Linked DNA regions of Homo sapiens: regions 2 and 3 are each linked to region 1. The links are chromatin loops, found by intact Hi-C in ENCODE. Cell type or tissue: gastrocnemius medialis. All regions are shown on one strand. Links, peaks and the distances in the headings refer to the core of each region. The heading gives the core; the rest is flanking DNA.

What was found. A loop is a pair of places that touch in the nucleus more often than their neighbours do. Peaks named below come from ENCODE experiments on the same cell type or tissue, not always from the same donor. Only the 100,000 strongest peaks of a DNase experiment are listed, where the experiment ranks them.
Region 2: it touches region 1 in a loop (6-fold over the local background); 3 of 110 quality-filtered maps call a loop at or near these places.
Region 3: it touches region 1 in a loop (8-fold over the local background); 8 of 110 quality-filtered maps call a loop at or near these places.

The regions. Positions count from the first base shown.
Region 1 is chr16:7,402,993-7,408,792 of GRCh38, reverse strand. The region is part of intron 4 of RBFOX1 (RNA binding fox-1 homolog 1); the gene reads right to left. Among named protein-coding and RNA genes, the nearest start is that of LINC02152, 890 kb to the left of the region's middle. In gastrocnemius medialis, for the core only: a CTCF peak has its summit at 3,386 (motif pointing left); a DNase peak (open chromatin) is centred at 3,412; H3K4me3 peaks cover 520 bases; H3K27ac peaks cover 2,349 bases.
Region 2 is chr16:7,921,868-7,927,667 of GRCh38, reverse strand. The region is part of intron 3 of LOC105371069 (a long non-coding RNA gene); the gene reads left to right. Among named protein-coding and RNA genes, the nearest start is that of LINC02152, 370 kb to the left of the region's middle. In gastrocnemius medialis, for the core only: no CTCF peak of the experiment used is centred there; no DNase peak of the experiment used is centred there.
Region 3 is chr16:7,613,306-7,619,105 of GRCh38, reverse strand. All of the region lies in intron 10 of RBFOX1 (RNA binding fox-1 homolog 1), which reads right to left. Among named protein-coding and RNA genes, the nearest start is that of LINC02152, 680 kb to the left of the region's middle. In gastrocnemius medialis, for the core only: a CTCF peak has its summit at 3,340 (motif pointing right); no DNase peak of the experiment used is centred there.

The DNA.
Region 1 (5,800 bases), core at 358-5,357:
CAACAAGGAGGGAGGGGATGCTACTGGCATAAAGTGGATAGGAGGCCAGGGATGCTGTTCAATATCCTACAATGCATGGGATGTCTACCTATAACAAAAAAGTACATGTTCGGCCTAAAATGTCAATGGTGGAGAAACGTGCTGTAGGAGATAGCAGCCTTGATTGCTCCTCTAGACCAAGATAAGGTCTTATTAAATTAAATTATCAAGTCAGTTATCAGGAACAGCAATCGCAATACTCAGGACAATCGATGGGCAGTCTAGAGAGATGAAAAGTGTCGGGAATTAGCTACTTCTCAGCAGATCAAACAGACGTTATAATTTAAGGATATTTACGGAATATTTTCAGAGATGCACTGTTTCTCCCATTCATCTCTGTGCAGTGACAGTTTTGAATGGTTTACTGTGCTCAGACACAGTCTAACATTTTTTAAAATTTCAAAATGAATACAGTCGCCGTATTAAAAGTTCTTCTGCTGTATTGTCATCTACAAGTCACTGCAGTGAAGCACAATTTATCTCACTAAACATAGCTGAGAAAAAAAAATCTAAATGATTTGAGTGTCAGTCTCCCTTAACTTGAGACTTTTATTATTTGCAGTAAGACGTTCAATAGGAGGTTGTCACAAATACTGTAATTCAAAGAATGTGTATGTTCTGACCCCCATGTTGTGAGAGTGTTGTGTTCTGGTTAATCAACCTTTCTGTCCTCCCTAAGGGAGCTTGCCAGCATCCAGTTGTGTAAAGCAAGGGTTATCAGTTTCTTTTTTTCTGTAAAGAGCCACGGAATAAATATTTTAGGCACTGTGGGCCATACATTCATTGTGATTATTCAATTCTGCCATTGCGGCCCAAAAGCAGCCACCCACGATTGGTAAACAAATGGGCATGGCTGTGTTCCCATAATGTTCTGTCTAGGAAAATAGTCCGCAGGCCAGATTAGGTCCCAGGGCCATAGTTTTCCCACCCCCAGTGAAATATGAAAACCTGTACAACACCAGAGTGTAATGGAATAGACTGAATCTATGAAGATACAGAAGGCACTGTGAAGACTTGCACAGTCTCTAGGTTATTATTCTGCATATCAACCAGCATTGTATTAAGGTGAATGTTAACGGCAATTAAGATAATAGGTATGCTGCCATATTTTGGTTGCTATAATAAGCAGTCTTTCTTCTGTATTTCTATTGAACACTGCTCTTACCTTCCCTACAAAAACTAACACAGGAAATACAAACTGTGCCCCTACCACCCCACTTACCAGGCAACATAGCAGCCTCTGGGGATACAAAGATGCATATGATTGATGATAATCATACCTGTCTGAGAATAATTAGTATCATGGCTTCTTTTTGCTGTGTGCCATTCTTCTCTGCACCACACACATACACACACACACACACACACACACACACACACCCATACAAATCCCTTGAAGTCAAAATTCTATGCTTTTCCTTTACTTTATTCCCATTATCCCTAGCAGTGGCAGCTCTAAACTACCTGTGGTAGCCAGAGTAACATCCTTCTCCCAAACATGCTCATGTCCTAATCCTCACTTTACCTGGCAAGAGGGAGTTTATGGATGTGATTCAAAGACTACAAATCAGATTCAGTGTATACTGCTCTGGTGATGGGCACACCAAAATCGCACAAATCACCACTAAAGGTGACTCATGTAACCAAATACCACCCGTTCCCCCAAAAACCTATGAAAATAAAAAACATTAAGATCAGGGTCTCGAGATGGGGAGATTATCTTTGATTATCTTAGGGTTAGTCAGCATACTCACTTGGGTCCTTAAGAGATCACAGGACATACAAACGCAGAGGCAGAGACAGAGAGAGATTTGAAAATGCTACACTGATAGCATTGGAGACGGAGGAAGGGGCCATGAGCCAAGGAAAGCAGGTGGCCTCTAGAAACTAGAAAATGCAAGGAAATGGACTTTCCCCTAGATTTCCAGAAGAAACAGCCCTGCAGAAGCCTCAAGTTTAGTACAGTAAGACCTACTTCAGTCTTTTTGCCTCTGGAACGCTAAGAGAGTCACTCTGTGATGTTGTAAGCCACGGAATTTGTAGTAATTTGCCAAAGCAGTAACTGAAAAGGGACTCAGAAGGTGTCAGGTAACAATCTGCCATGTGGGTGCGTGGTCACTTTGGAAGGCAGAGAGTTTTAGAGGCAGGCCAACACTGGATTCCGGAAAGTTTGTATTTTTTAATTGTTTTTCCTTCTAAATGTTTTTGCATCACTCTCTAATTTACTGTCCACTCAAAAGCAAGATTCGAAAGTAGGTTTTCTTTTGGAAACCCACATCCATCCACCCTCTGGGCCACAGGGTGACACAGTAAAAGGAAGGGACTGGATGAAAACAAGGCTCCCATACGTAGTAGCCAGGTATTCTGAACAAGGAAAGCAAGAGCTCTGGGCCTCGGTTTACTCTTCTATAACGCAGTGCAGTAATCCCACTCAACATTATTTCTGTAAGGATTAGAAACCGTATGAACAAGGTATTTGGCACATAGTAGGCCCATGGCATATGGCAACTCTTCTTTAATCCTTGGTGGGGATGTTACCTTGGTGAGGCATGATGTTTAGGTGTCATGATCTAGATGAGGTTTTCTGGAAAAACCACAGTTTCAAAGATTGTACTCTGTGTTTTGGGCAATGCGGGTATCTTGCCAAGAAAGCCTTCACCTCCAGAATGGGGTTTCTCCCCTTCCCTTCACTATTGCCAATATTTCAAACCAGGTAATTCTTTGTTGTGGGGGATATGCTCTGTGTGTTGCAGGATCAATTGCAGCATCTCAGGCTCTACCTACTCGATGTCAGTTGCATCCCTCAACTGCCCAGTCGTGACAACTAAAAATGTCTCTGGACATGGCCAAATGCACCCTGGGGACACAGAGCCACAACTGCCTGAGAATCACAGACCTAGGACTGTGATCTCAATGCTCCAGGTATGGAAGAGTGGAAAGGAAACAGGTGTTAGAAGGAACTACCTTTACTTACCAGGCAAAAACCCTAGCACTGAGAACCCCCTCTGTGTCATCCAAGCTTACTGTCCACTTTCTGGTAACAGGGAAGGCTGACCACAGGTGCAGCTGGGACCTGAGTTGCAGCCTGGATCCGCACAGCCTTGCTTGCTCTGATTCCTCCAATATAACAATGTGTGAGCAGATCCAAAGGCACATCAAAAATGTGTTTATTTGAAATGTGAGGCATGAGGCGCACACGGGAGGCATATTTAAACGTGCAAGGAAGAGGGTTGCTCCGGTCAGCATAACTCATTTAATTGCTGCCTTCAGAACAGCCCGAGTGTTCCAGAGCAGCTGGGAACACACTTCGCCCGGAGCTCAGCTCCGCTCAATGTTCTCTGGCAACACCTGGTGGAACAGGGAAAAAACTGCACAGCGCCTTGGAGTGAACTGCTGCATCTGCTAATCTCATCGCAGCTGAAGGCTTTCCAGCGGCAAAGGTTTGCAGCGGGGGGGCTACCAGGAGAGGCCCTGCCTCTGGGCTGGCATCAGCGCTGCGCCGTGCTAATTTCTGCTGTTTTCCTTTCTACTTTACCAAGCAGAAAACAAACACTGCTGTATCGTCAAGAGCTTTCTTGCTAGAATGAGGAAATAAATTGCAACTGCAGCCTCACTGGAGATTTTTCTCTAGGATGGGCCCAGAAAGCTCTCAAGAATCACCCTGCAACCTGGCAAGCATGCACTGCCCAGCTTTGAAAACACACCCTTATGCGTTATTACCGTAACCGAAATAATACCCTTTGTGGTGTAGCAGGCATCTTTCCTGCTGTGGAGTAAAATCATCTCTACTAGAGGGAGTAGACATGAGAAACGAGGACCTACGCCCACATATCTACTCACTGGAAATAAAATCCATTGACCCAGGAACGCCATCCTGAACGGCACCCCTCACCCAATTCATAACACATTCCAGGAGAGCCCACATCTGTTTCTGCGTCAGTGAAAAGGGAATGATAACCTATTGTGCATTCTACCTGATAAAGACGTGACAACAAGGAATCAGATAATTAAAAAGTGCATTCGGTTTTGTTTGTTTGTTTGTTTGTTTTTTCTGAAAAAGCATTCTTTTAATATCCACAGACTTGCTACCTATTTCCAACGCTGGCAGCACAGCATGACTGAGAGACAGGGTCTCTTCTGAGGTGTAGGTACTGGTCACTCAGGTGTAAATTATTTACATTCTTTAAGCCTTTACTTTTTGAACTGTGAAGCAGAAATGATAATAGCACCTATCTATGGAGGTCATTTATGCCAAGTGCTTCACGCAGTGCCTGCCAGAAAATGTTAACAGGAGCCGTCATCATTCACCTCTAAGAAGCTATCACTGGATGTCAGAAGCTTGGAGGCCTGTCCCTGATAGGTCAGTGACCTACAAGGTGACACTAAATAAATTCCTATGTCGGCTGGGCACGGTGGCTTATGCCTGGAATCCCAGCACTTTGGGAGGCTGAGGCAGGCAGATCACCTGAGGTCAGGAGTTAGAGACCAGCCTGACTAACATGGTGAAACCCCGTCTGTACTAAAAATACAAAACTTAGCCAAGTATGGGGTCTCACACGTGTAATCACAGCTACTCAGGAGGCTGAGGCAGGAGAATCGCTTGAACCTGGGAGGTGGAGGTAGCAGTGAGCCGAGAATGAGTCACTGCACTCTAGCCTGGGTGACAGAGTGAGACTCCGTCTCAATAAAATAAAATAAAATAAAATAAAATAAAATAAAATAAAAGGAAATGAAATCAGGATATGCACTCCCATGTTCACTGCGGCATATTCACAATAATAAAAACAACTTAAGCACCCATTAACAAATGAATGAATTAAAAAGGTTATATATATATATAAAAGAATAATATTTAATTAAAATTTATGTACGTACTAGAATATTATTCATCTATTAAGAAAACAAGGAGCCCCGGCATGGTGGCTCACGCCTATAATCCCAGCACTTTGGGAGGCTGAGGTGTGTGGTTCACCTGAGGTCAGGAGTTCGAGACCAACCTGGCCAACATGGTGAAACCCTGTCTCTACTAAAAATACAAAATTCACATGGAGTAGTGGCAGGTGCCTGTAATCCCAGCTATTCAGGAGGCTGAGGCAGGAGAATCACTTGAACTTGGGAGGCGGAGGTTGCCCTGACCTGAGATTGTGCCATTGCACTCCAGACTGGGCAAAAAAAAAGTGGGGGGGGGGGGATTCTCTCATTTGCAATAATATGGGTGAACCTGGAGGACATTATGCTAGAGAAAATAAACCAGACACAGAAAGACAAACGCTGTAAGATCTCACTTACATGCAGGATCTAAAACACTCAAATTCGTAGGAATAGACAGACAGGAGAAGAGTGGTTGCCAGAGGCTGAAGGGAGCAGGGAATGGGGAGATGTTAGTCAAAGAATACAAAATTTCAGTTATCCAAGATGACTGAATTCTAGACGTCTAATGTATAGCACGGTGACTACAATTAATGATACTGTATTGTATACTTGAAGTTTGCTGAGAGACTAGATTCTAAGTGATCTCACCAAAAAACGGAACTCTGAGCTGATAGATACCTTCACTGGATTCAGAGTGGTGGTCACTGCATAATGTATACATATATCAAAATATCAAATGGTATACCTTAAATGTACATAATTTATATTTGTTAATTGTACCCCCATAGAGCCGGGGGAAAATAAAAAGAAGTGGTCAGATAATCCAGGAGAAATCAAGCCTCATTTTATTCCACAACTGCATCGTGAACGGGGAGTTCCAGGTTCACCT
Region 2 (5,800 bases), core at 302-5,301, 520 kb before region 1:
GAGTGGGCTTTGATGGTAGAGAAGCAGCTGAGATAAAAGAGCTCCTCCCAGCAGAGCTGAAATTGAAACGGGAAACATTTCATGAGGCCCAGTCCCAGGAAGGGAGCCCTGGGTGGTGAGGAAAAGCAGAGGGGACAGACGCCCCAAGCCAGCTCCGTCAGCATTGGGCAAGTGAGCAGGCCACCAGCAAGGACAGCTCTTCCAAGGACACTCTGTCGAGGCTGCTTCAAGCAGCATGAGTCCCCACAGCTACAGGAACACCAGGAAGCCAGCAACCTCCAGAGTTCAGCATTGAAAGTACATGGAGAACTGATTTCCACTTACCTGGCTTCAGTCTGTTCCACGGTCTCTCCTGGTCCCTGCTTCAGGCCCAAAGTCTCTAAATGCTCCCACTAGTCTGGGCATTCACTGTCATCAAACAGACCTTCCTTTCGTCAGCCTCTAGCAGTGTTATTTCTTCTGCCTGGACTGCCTTTCCCTCATCTCTGCCTGCCAAGCTCCTACACATTCTTCAAAATCCAGCTGAAATCTCACTTTTTACAAGATGTCCTACAGCCTCTATCAGCAATGTATTTCTCTGATCTATCCAGAGGGTTCACATTCCCTTGTACTTGGATTTTAGAACATGCCATGGACCTGGTAGGTTATGCTTGGTCAATGACCCACCCTGTTCTCCCACCACATTGTATTTGTAGGTAGGAGGAGGAGCATATCATTATCTAATTTTCCACAGCAATCACAGAAATTACAGTTGAAAATGACCTCAGTCTTCCCTTAGTTCAGTCATGACAAATTTACAGCACATGGCATACCACTTCTGCCACCTGTGGTCAAGGCAGACCCTATGCACCACTCAGAGAACTCTTCATTTCTGTTGAATCTGGACTCAGATTCTTTGTCAACACACTGTTCCGGGCAGTCACACTCAACATATTTAAGTTGGAATTTATTTTTTTTTTTTTGTCTTTTTGTCAGGGTCACAAACAGGTAGCCCATAACACAAGGCGAGTACAATTACCAGAATAACCCACAGAGATGAAGTAGTAGTCGGAGTGCAGGACCTCTAGGGATATGTGACAATGCATAACTGTTCACAAGATCTTAGGAATTAAGTACAAGGGCGGCCCCCACCACAGGGCTTCCTGACATATTCAGGCAATGACTCCAAGCTGGTGGGCAGGAACCCAACCTAAGTCATTGGGGTGGGGATTTACAGCCTCCTATCCAGTTTATAGAGCTAAACCTACTCACATCCTTGGGGCCCCAAAGGACCCTGCCATGTGAACACATGTGTGTTTTGTGAATCTTCAGTAAAACTTTCCCGAGACGCAAGTAGGGCCATTTACTAGTGTGACTGTAAATTGGTGAAAGGTAAAACTCTTTTGGGGATGAATTGATATTGGCTCTGAACTGAAGCTAATCCCCAGAGACACTAAATAAACAAAATAAAACCAGATAACGTAAAACAAAACAAAATCATATTTTATTTGGAATAGAAGATAAGACCTACATGCCACCCCTTAACTAATTCAGCACCAACCCCCATCATATATGATGAACCCCCAAATCTAGGAAAGTAAATATTTTAACCAAATAAAGTATAAAATCTAGGGAAAAACCATTGTGCTAATTAATAATAATAAAATTAAAAATAATAAGAACCAAACCTCTATTTCCGGATTGCCCAGTTACTACCATTATAGGTACACTACACTGCTCTCTAAAAACAGTGATTTAGATATAATAGTACCTATTATATGCATTGGTGTGGGCATAAAATTAAATTCCAAATTGCAAATAGAACTGCTGCAAGAAAATAATATTTCCCAAGACTTATTTTACTTAATTGCATGGAATATTAATATGTATAATGAAAATAAAGGAGTCTTTCATCTACTTGGTCTAATTGGTCTCTTTAAAATAAGCCGTATATGCTTTACGTAACCTAATAGGCATTGTGATGTTACAAGAAAAATAAGACAAAACAGTATTCAGAGTTTTTCAAATGCCTTAGCTCCTGAGACTGTTTTGGCAAGGATCATGTCATAGGAATAGTGCATGACAAAGGCGGTGAAAGATGCTGATGAAAAGAAAAGAACAGGGGTTTTGGAATGTGTCTTTGATTTGCATACTGACACTGTAACTTATTTGCTGTGTGCACTCATGCTGGAATCTTGAACTCTCTGATTTTCAATTACCTAATCTATGAAACGTGTGATAGCTATATCACAGAGGTATTTAATGAACTAACACAATCCAAGTGCGTGACAGTAGTGGGTACTTAAAAAATATTAAGTCTGTTGCTTAAATCTTGATGCATGGGCCTAAGAACTATTTTCTGAGCAACAATGCTAGTCTCTTAAATTAAAATTATGTTTTGCCACTGTTTAATTGCTGTATAAACATTTTGGCTCTTGTGCCTTATTTATTCAGCATTTATTCAAAACGAACTTTCTGTGCATGCCAGGGACGATATGATGTGTTCATCAAAACATTTCATTTTCCATCTGAAAATGCAGGAAGGCTATTTCCCAGCACTGCCCCCCCACCCCTTGAGTCTTAATATGCCTACCTTACTGTTCTGGCCATAAGAACGTAGGTGGAAAGGTTGTACCTCATTTCTGGGCTTGAGCCCTGAAAGATCTGCACAATCATCCATGTATTCTTTTTTTTTGTTTTGTTTGTTTGTTTGTTTTTGTTTTTGAGACGTAGTCATGCTCTGTCACCAGGCTGGAGTGCAGTGTCGCGATCTCGGCTCACTGCAACCTCCACCTCCCGGGTTCAAGCGATTCCCCTGCCTCAGCCTCCTGAGTAGCTGGGACTACAGGCATGCACCACCATGCCTGTCTAATTTTTTGTATTTTGATACAGCCCGGGTTTCACCATGTTGGCCAGGATGATCTCGATCTCCTGACCTGGTGACCTGCCTGCCTTGGCCTCCCAAAATGCTGCGATTGCCCGCGCCCAGTCATCCGTGTATTCTTTCACCTGTATTTCTAGTTGGAAATTAAGGCTTCTAAGTCAGCAGTTCACATGATGGAAGAAGCTTGGAAGTGTGTATCCTTTAGATACTATTTGGAGAATCATCTCTCAGAAGAGTGACAAGCTGCAAACATTCCCATTAGATCTTGCATACGTGAGAAAACAAAAACAAAACATAGCACTTTAAGCCCCTGAAATGAAGAGTTTATGTGTTATCCCCACATATTCTAGCCCAGTAGTTCTGAGTCAACCTCAGTACTACTGACATTTTGGTCTGAACATTTGCTTGTTGCTTGAGACTGTTGTGTGTACTGTAAAATATTTAGCTTTACCCACCAGATGCCAGTACTGCCCCCCTTCAGTTGCGACAACCACCACTATCTCCAGACATGGCCCAATGCCCCCTGGCAGTGGGAGGAGCTTAAAAATTACTCCCATTGAGTTGAACAATGAGAACACATGGACACAAGGAGGGGAACATCACACACCTGAGCTGGGGTCGGGGGTGGCGGGCCAGGGGAGGTATAGCATTAGGAGAAATACCTAATGTAGATGACGGGTTGATGGGTGCAGCAAACCACCATGGCACGTGTATACCTATGTAACAAATCTGCATGTTCTGCACATGTATCCCAAAACTTAAAGTATAATAATAATAAAAAAAGAAAGTACTGCTAATTTTTCTCCACCTTGTAGTGACATTTTCCTGGTGCGTTTTCTCCTTCCATTGAGAAATTTTGATTTTTCTTTATCTTCCTTATATTATGGATACAATAGTTATATTTTTTTCTTAAAATTGAACTTTTCTAAATCAACTATTAACAGGACAAATCCCTGGAAGGGGAAAATGGTTAGGGTAGCTTAAAAAAAAAAAATCACTCCCATTGAGAATCGCTGGTCCAGGCTGACTAGAAAAAGAAAATTAGTGTGATATAACAACAACTACAAAAATGAAACAAATAAAAGAGAAACGTATGTAGAGGCTGCAAAATGAATTCAGAACCCCTTCATGTTTTTTTTTAATCCATGGTCTTTAATACTGGAAATCTCACCTGCATTTTGTAGAGTAGATGAGGAGACTGAAACACAAAGGAGTTATGTATCCAAATGTACCTGCTATTATGTGCCTGTATGTAAACCCAGAAAGTTGGCCTCCTAATGCACTCTTAAATACACAAGCTTTCTGCAGAGAGCATCTATGCACCATTTTCTTGTGTATTTCCTGAAGTTTCAGAGGTAGGTTAGGCAAAAGTTGGGTGAAGCAGGGGAGAAAATTCCTGGGGACATATTTGTTTCATTCTACATCCACTGGACCCTGCCCATCAAGAATCCTAATGACTTGCAAACTGACTGAAATACTGAAAAGTAGAGCTACAGACTTTATAAAATTGTTCCAAAACAAGATGAAGATGAACTACTTGTCGGTCCTCTGTAGATTCTAGTAGAATCAGCAGTAAGAATATATGCCACCTATCCCTTAGGATGTTATTTCCATGGAGAGAAGAAAAATGAGCCAGTCAATCTAATGACTGTCATTTACTTAGCAAAGAAACTTAAAACCTGCCATCACACATGGGGTTCCTTATGTCTACATTGAGCCCACCCTCTCACCATAGTGTTGCCTGAGGAGTGTTAAGAGATGACACTGAAGGCCTGATTTTTTTTTAATATACTCAAGTAAGTAAACTGTTGTTATAAGGAGGAAACCAACAAACACAACCAACAAACCCAAAAGTTCCAGAACCTGATACTTCCAAACACATTTGTAAAATAAGCTTAAAACAGGATTCTTCTCCATAGATTGTCTCAGAACCTTTCACTGGGGCATATGTTTGTGAATCCCAAAGAGAGGACAGAGAATAAACAATGCTTCCCTGTTGTATTTGAACCTGAAATTTGTTTTTCATGGCAACATTAACCTAAAGGTATACACACTGAGAATCAGGGTGTATCAGGTAACAGAGAAGCATAACTGTCTCCTGCACTAGCTAGGGATCTCAGCTATTGGGGATCAAACTAGTCTCTACCAGTACTATATGCATGTCTGAATATTTCTTACCCCCTTGGTACAATGGGTTGATAGAAAGACCACTCACCTCATGATAACATTATGCGGACTAAGTGAATGTGAAAAGAGCATGTATTAAAAACATTGGCTTTGAAGTTCAACAAACCCTGACCTTGACTCATGAACTCCATAAACCTCAGTTCTTCATCTGTAAAATGGAGATAATATCTTCTTCAAACGGGGTAAAAACTAAACGACATTTGTATGTGTGAACTGCTTAGCATCGTTGTTGACACAAGAAGCGCTATGCTATCATCATTATCACCACCACGGCTATGGATGCTGCACGAGAATCTCTTACAGAAAGAGTTTTCTTATCTAATTTGCCTAGTAATCAATCAAAAATCCAAAGGGACTGTCGAGTAAAATGTTAAATAAATCCTGAGGAATAATGATGAAACATTCATAATATATGCTCTGCACTAAAACATCTTTACAACTCTCTAAGGAATTAGTCTTTTTAATGTAATATGTGAGGAAATGCTACAGGCAGATAATATTGATCTGAAAGTCCTTTGGCGGTGACTTTTAAATATGGGCATTCTATGCCAGAGATCATGTTAGAGCTCCTGGCTGCAGAGTTTGAAGCTGAGGGACTTGTGACTGAGCCCCGGGCAACAATCCCAGGTTGGTATTGCTTGTCGCAATTTCATTACCCTAAAAGCATCCTGGAAAAAAAAAAAAGCATTCTAAAAACCTTCCTGGACATACAAACCTTAATCCCCACAGAGTTGGAGAGCTATAAAGTGT
Region 3 (5,800 bases), core at 302-5,301, 210 kb before region 1:
TAACTAATTTAATCTCTCAACAAAATAACAGCCGTTGGCATTATTCTTTGAATAATCCTTGTTTAGTTTCCATAATGGTATACAGTTTAATGAAAAACTCATTAGAACGTAGCATACGGCATAATTAATTCTGGCTGATTCTTTTGGTGTAAATAGCTAATGCAGATGCGGAATTCCATTTTCCACTGGCTTTATTAATTTTTCATAAACCAATATGTCGACTGTAATGTGTTATAACAATTCCATGGAAGTTCTAGAAATGCATTAACTGTCACTGATGAAGTTACTCAAAGTAGGGTTTTGCCATTTGTCAGTTGGTTCTTCAAAACTACATTTTCAAAAGACAACAGGACAGCTCTGTTTTATATGTAGAGAATGAGTATCTACATGTAATTAACAGAAAGGGTATTAAACACTATTGGGTGAATTTATTTCTATTTATACACCAACTTAATTTGTTGGGGAAATAAGAACAATAAATTTTGAAAAGAACAATGAAAGTGGGAAGCAAAAAGTCTTTCAAACTAAAGAGTTTATAATCTAATGATAACAAGTTAAAACATTAAAAAAAAACATGTCACCTTGCGTTTGAAATCGCTGGTAATTTACTTTCTTAAAAGATTTAGAGAAAACCACGAAATAAGTTTCACAATAGCCTTTGTCCTAGGCACTAGATTAGTAATTAAGAACCCAATCTGCAGGGTTGCTGAACAGTTGATAATCTGCTCCTAAGTCTCCCAGCACCACAGGGCTTCACGCACATATTAGTAATAATACAAGTCTTAATTATAAGACTGTTACTCAGTGTGAATATAGATACAAGTACTAACTCACCAACAGGTGTCTTCCTTATTTATTTTTAATTATAATTGTTATTTTTAATAGAGCTTTCAATGGCTGCCTACCACTGAAAGGATAAATTCCAAAATTCAGATTTCATTATGTAAAATTTTAAGGTCTTATGCAACCTTTCTCTAGAAGGTACTCTCTAATCTCAACAGATCAATATACCTTAGCCTTTGGAAAAAACGTCAACTTGGCTCAGAAATTCCCATCAGTAGGTATCAGGTGAAGATCAAGCATGTGTATTTTTTTTTTAAGTTTTCTCAATGGATTCTAAAGATAAAGGTTGAGAAACAGCTTGGGACCCTACCAACCACCTCCATATTCCCTCCTGCAATGATCTTTACCCACTTTCTTACCAGGTGAACTCTTACCCTTTAAGACTCAATTTACACCACCCCCTTGACTCCTCATGCAGAGAGCCTTGTTATTCTTTTGGCTCTAGCAGGTATCACTGTGTACTATACCCGCATTGACAGTTTGTTTTGCATCCTTCTACTACCCTGTTGACTTCTAGAGGGAAAGCCTGGGTCTGTTTTGGTACCTCGGCACCTAGCACAGTGTCTAGCGCCCGATACTATAATTCTGCAATAAAAGGTGAATTCATGGAAACAAGGATTAAGTGTTAATACACGGTCTGTCTCTTTGGCCCTTCCCTGATGAACATCAAACAACTGAGTGCCATCCAGCTAAGGTCATGGGTTCATGTAGTATATAACCGCTAAAGCTGTGCAATTTAAAAAACCAAAAGAAAAACTCTCAAGGGCTTAAACTGGTGGCTTTATTACCGCTGAGCTCTTCAAGCCAAGCTCAGCAAAGTAGGGACAATGTTTTTGTACGGGCCATAAACTAAGAATGGCTTTCACGTTTTTGGATGTTTGAAAAAAAACAACTATTTTGTGACACATGAAAATTGTATAAAATCTAAATTTCCACGTCCTTAGTTTTACTGGAAAACAATCATGCCCATTTATTTACACATTGTCTATGGCTACTTTTACACGGCAATGGCAGAACTCAGTAGTTGAAACAGGGATCATAGGGATTACAAAGTCAAAAACACTATCTGTGCCTACAGTGATAAGTTGTTTGAAGACCCCTGCTTTAAGCTAACAAGCTGTACATTCTTTTCTCTTTCATAACTAAATTTGGCTTGGTTTTCTTACAGTCAAGCTACCCAGTGGTATCATGTTTCTTATGCCATCATCATCCTCACTACTACCATCATTACAGATGTCACTATAAATTGCAAGTTTACTTTTTTTTTTTTTTAATGGTTGTGCAGGGAAGGGTGGATTCTAGCAGGCCTGGGCTATCTCAAACCTTGCACATTTTCCACAACAGCTTGTCCTTAGGATTGGACTTTGGCCAGCTCCTGGGAGATAAAATATCAGGCCTTAGAATATTATCTGCCTGATAAAACTATTTTTGCGCCAGCCATGGTGGCTCATACTTGTAATCCCAGCACTTTGGAATACCGAGGTGGGAGGGTTGCTTGAGGTCAGGAGTTCAAGACCAGCCTGGCTAACGTGATGAAAGCCCATCTCTACTAAAAATACAAAAGTTAGCTGGGTGTGGTGGCGGGCACCAGTAATCCCAGCTACCTGGGAGGCAGAGGTTGCAGTGAAACAAGATAACGCCCCTGCACTCCAGCCTAGGTGACAGAGTGAGAGACTCCATCCCAAAAACAAAAACAAAATTGTTTTTGTATGCCTGAGGCCTTGGACCACACCATATAGGTTTGATCCAATTGTTTATGGTAACTATTTATGGTGAATTCCTGTTCCTCACACCTCCATAGCATGGGCTGAGGTTTGAGAGTTGGTCAGTCATGCAGGTGCAGCTTGCCTATGTGAGTAACCACTAACAAAAACGCTGGACACTAAGGCTCAGGTGAGCTTCACTGATAACACTATGCCTGTGCTGTCACATGCCATTTCTGGAAAAATTAAGCACATCTGTGTGACTGCACGGTGAGAGGACACCTGGAAGCTTTTGCTAGGTTTCTTCTAAACTTCACTGCATGTACTTTTCCTCTTTGCTAATTTTTCATCTGTATCCTTTTGTTATAATAAACTAACTGTGAGTGTAACAGCCTTTTTGAACTCTGAGTCCTTCTAATCAATCATGGAGCCTGAGAGTGGTCTTGGGGACTCCCAACACAGCTGTGTGGTATCAAATCAAAGTTTATGCTTTTCCCTTCTGGAGTAAATAATCACAATACAATGCTCCAAAGATGAAACATTTACATGAAAGTCTTCAAATTCTTTGACTGCCATTGATGACTGCAGCTGTTCATACATTATTAGTGGTAGCAACCAGTGGGGCATGAGAGTTGTTAAGGTATTCCGTGAATATGTGGCATCTCGAATAGCGTCAATGAGGACAGAATTTCTCAAACCCAGCACTATTGACATTTTGGGCCAGATAACGATTTGTGGTCAAGGAATGTCTTGTGCATTGCAGGGTGTTTTGAAGCGTCCTTGGCCTCCACCCACTAGATGTCAGCAGTGAACAACACTCCCCAATCCCCGCCCCCACCACCACCCAAGATGTAACAATGAAACAAATGTTTCCAGAAATTGCCAAATTCCCCTAAGAGAAAGGTCACTCCATATTAAGAATCACTAATCTAGGACTTGGGTTAACTAAAGCATTGGTGGGAGGCAGCTTGTAGGTAGAAAATGAGCTTTGGAGTCACAAAGATAACAGCTTTGGCCCTACTCCTTAACTTTCAGAGTCAGCACCCACTGGCATCATAACTTCACTGGATCTAATTTACCTGCAAATCGAAGGTAACAATACTTCTCCTGAAAACTTCTAATTTACGTACATATATGTAAAGTTCTCAACATGAACTCTGGCATGTGGCAGACAATATTAAATGCAAATGTGTTTTCATTCATTATTATTATTATTATTATTATTTTGAGATGGAGTCTTGCTCTATTGCCCAGGCTGGAGTGCAGTGGCACGATCTCAGCTCACTGCAAGCTCCGCCTCCCAGGTTCACGCCATTCTCCTGCCTCAGCCTCCCCAGTAGCTGGGACTACAGGTGCCCGCCACCACGCCCAGATACTTTTTTGTATTTTTAGTAGAGATGGGGTTTCACCGTATTAGCCAGGATGGTCTCAATCTCCTGACCTCGTGATCCACCCGCCTTGGCCTCCCAAAGTGCTGGGATTACAGGCGTGAGCCACCGCACCCGGCCTTCATTCATTATTATATTCTGTGACCTCATGAATAGAAGACACTGAGGACATGCCCTCATCTACACCTCCTGAGGATGCTGCGTAGCAAAGCAGTGAAAAAACATGGGGTTGAAACTTAGGAAAAAAGACCTTTATATAATAACCAGAATTTTTCACATGGTAGTTCTGTGATTTGGCGAATGAGGTAAGCTTTCCCAGAAACCTTGACTTCATAATTTGATCATGAAAATAATGGGATAGCATTTTCATAAGGATTTGAGGAGAAACAAGGTGTTCAGCACAGAGCAAGTACCTGCAAGTGGCTTGCTGTTGTTGATGGTTTGAGTTTCTCACTATGTGGACAATGGTAACTTAAAACTTCCCCTGTGAAATTTTTCCAGAGTCGGATATCCAAACCTCATTCGCTTCCCATAGCCTGGATGTGAAGCTTCTTGTACAAGGACTACCTTGACACCCCCTGCTTTTGGGGGGAGCAGTTCTTGACAGACTTCCCACACACAAGAAAAAGAACCAATTTACTTCAAAAATGCAGTTTTTAGCACATAAGCAAGTACTGATCTTATCTGAAGATCAAAAAACCCCACAGGCTTCATCAAAGATGAGTTGCATTCCCTCTGTGGGATCTAGAAGGACGCAGATAAAAATTAAGGCCAAATATGGGCAGGGCTGGAATAAAATCTGATAAGACAGAAGAGGGGAGGAGAGGAGAGAAGCGAAGTGAATTACAACTAAAAGGGGAGGCAAAGGTAAACAGATGTGCAAGATAAACTCTTTGAAGTGGAACATTTCCAGGCTGAAAATCCTTTGCTCGGGGACTTAAATCTGGACTCTCCTGTTCCAGTTCACTGAAGTGCACTGCATTTGAATTTGGCAGATGCGTAAACTATGCAAAACATCCCAGAGCCAAAGGTCAATGGTTCATGAGGAACTGCTCCCTATGGCCATTGATTCGAGTCTAGTCCTCCTGGTGGGTATGAGAAAGTGTTGGAGCCAAGAGGGGCACCTGAATATTTGCTGCTTTGAAGGGCTTGGATGGTAACAGTTACCTTGTAAACCCACACTGTGCTCTTTCATCCCAAACAGGGCATGCTTTATACCTAGGACTTTTTATAGCCAAATCACCCTGAGCCCAATGCCAATCTGAATAAAATAGAGCAAACTTGTGTCAGGGACCACAGTGATCAAAGGTGGGTTCTAGACAATCTTAACTTTTCTCAGATGCTATTGTATCCAAATTGTAGGAAGGGAATTGAAAAGAGGTACAGCTAAAAGTATGACTAAAAGTCATTCTCTTAACGGTAATAGACTCTTGGTGGTGGAAGTGGGAGGAAAAAATGTGAGGGAGCCTTCATAGACCTTCTTTTGACCCAATTCTGAGATGAATCATGGTTCACTCTAGCCCACAGAAAACCAATACCTTTGGTATGGGTAAATCCGAGGTCAAATACAGTTGCCCTTTTGAGATAAGCAATCAAAGAGTGTTATAACCACCCTCTTCATTTTTAAACTTCATACTGAGATCCAAATCCACTTTCCCATCACCTAGCCCAGCATCAAGTCATGTGATCCGTGGCCAGGTTCTTTCTGAAATGGATATAATCAGTCGAGGTGACTTTGGTGATCACATGAATCTCTTCTATTTCTATTTTACAGTCTGTGATGTTCTCTGATGCTCATATTATCTGATCGCCCCTGTAACCCTAGGGTGAGCTTGTTTCAAGACCTGACCACCTTTCAAATGTGAC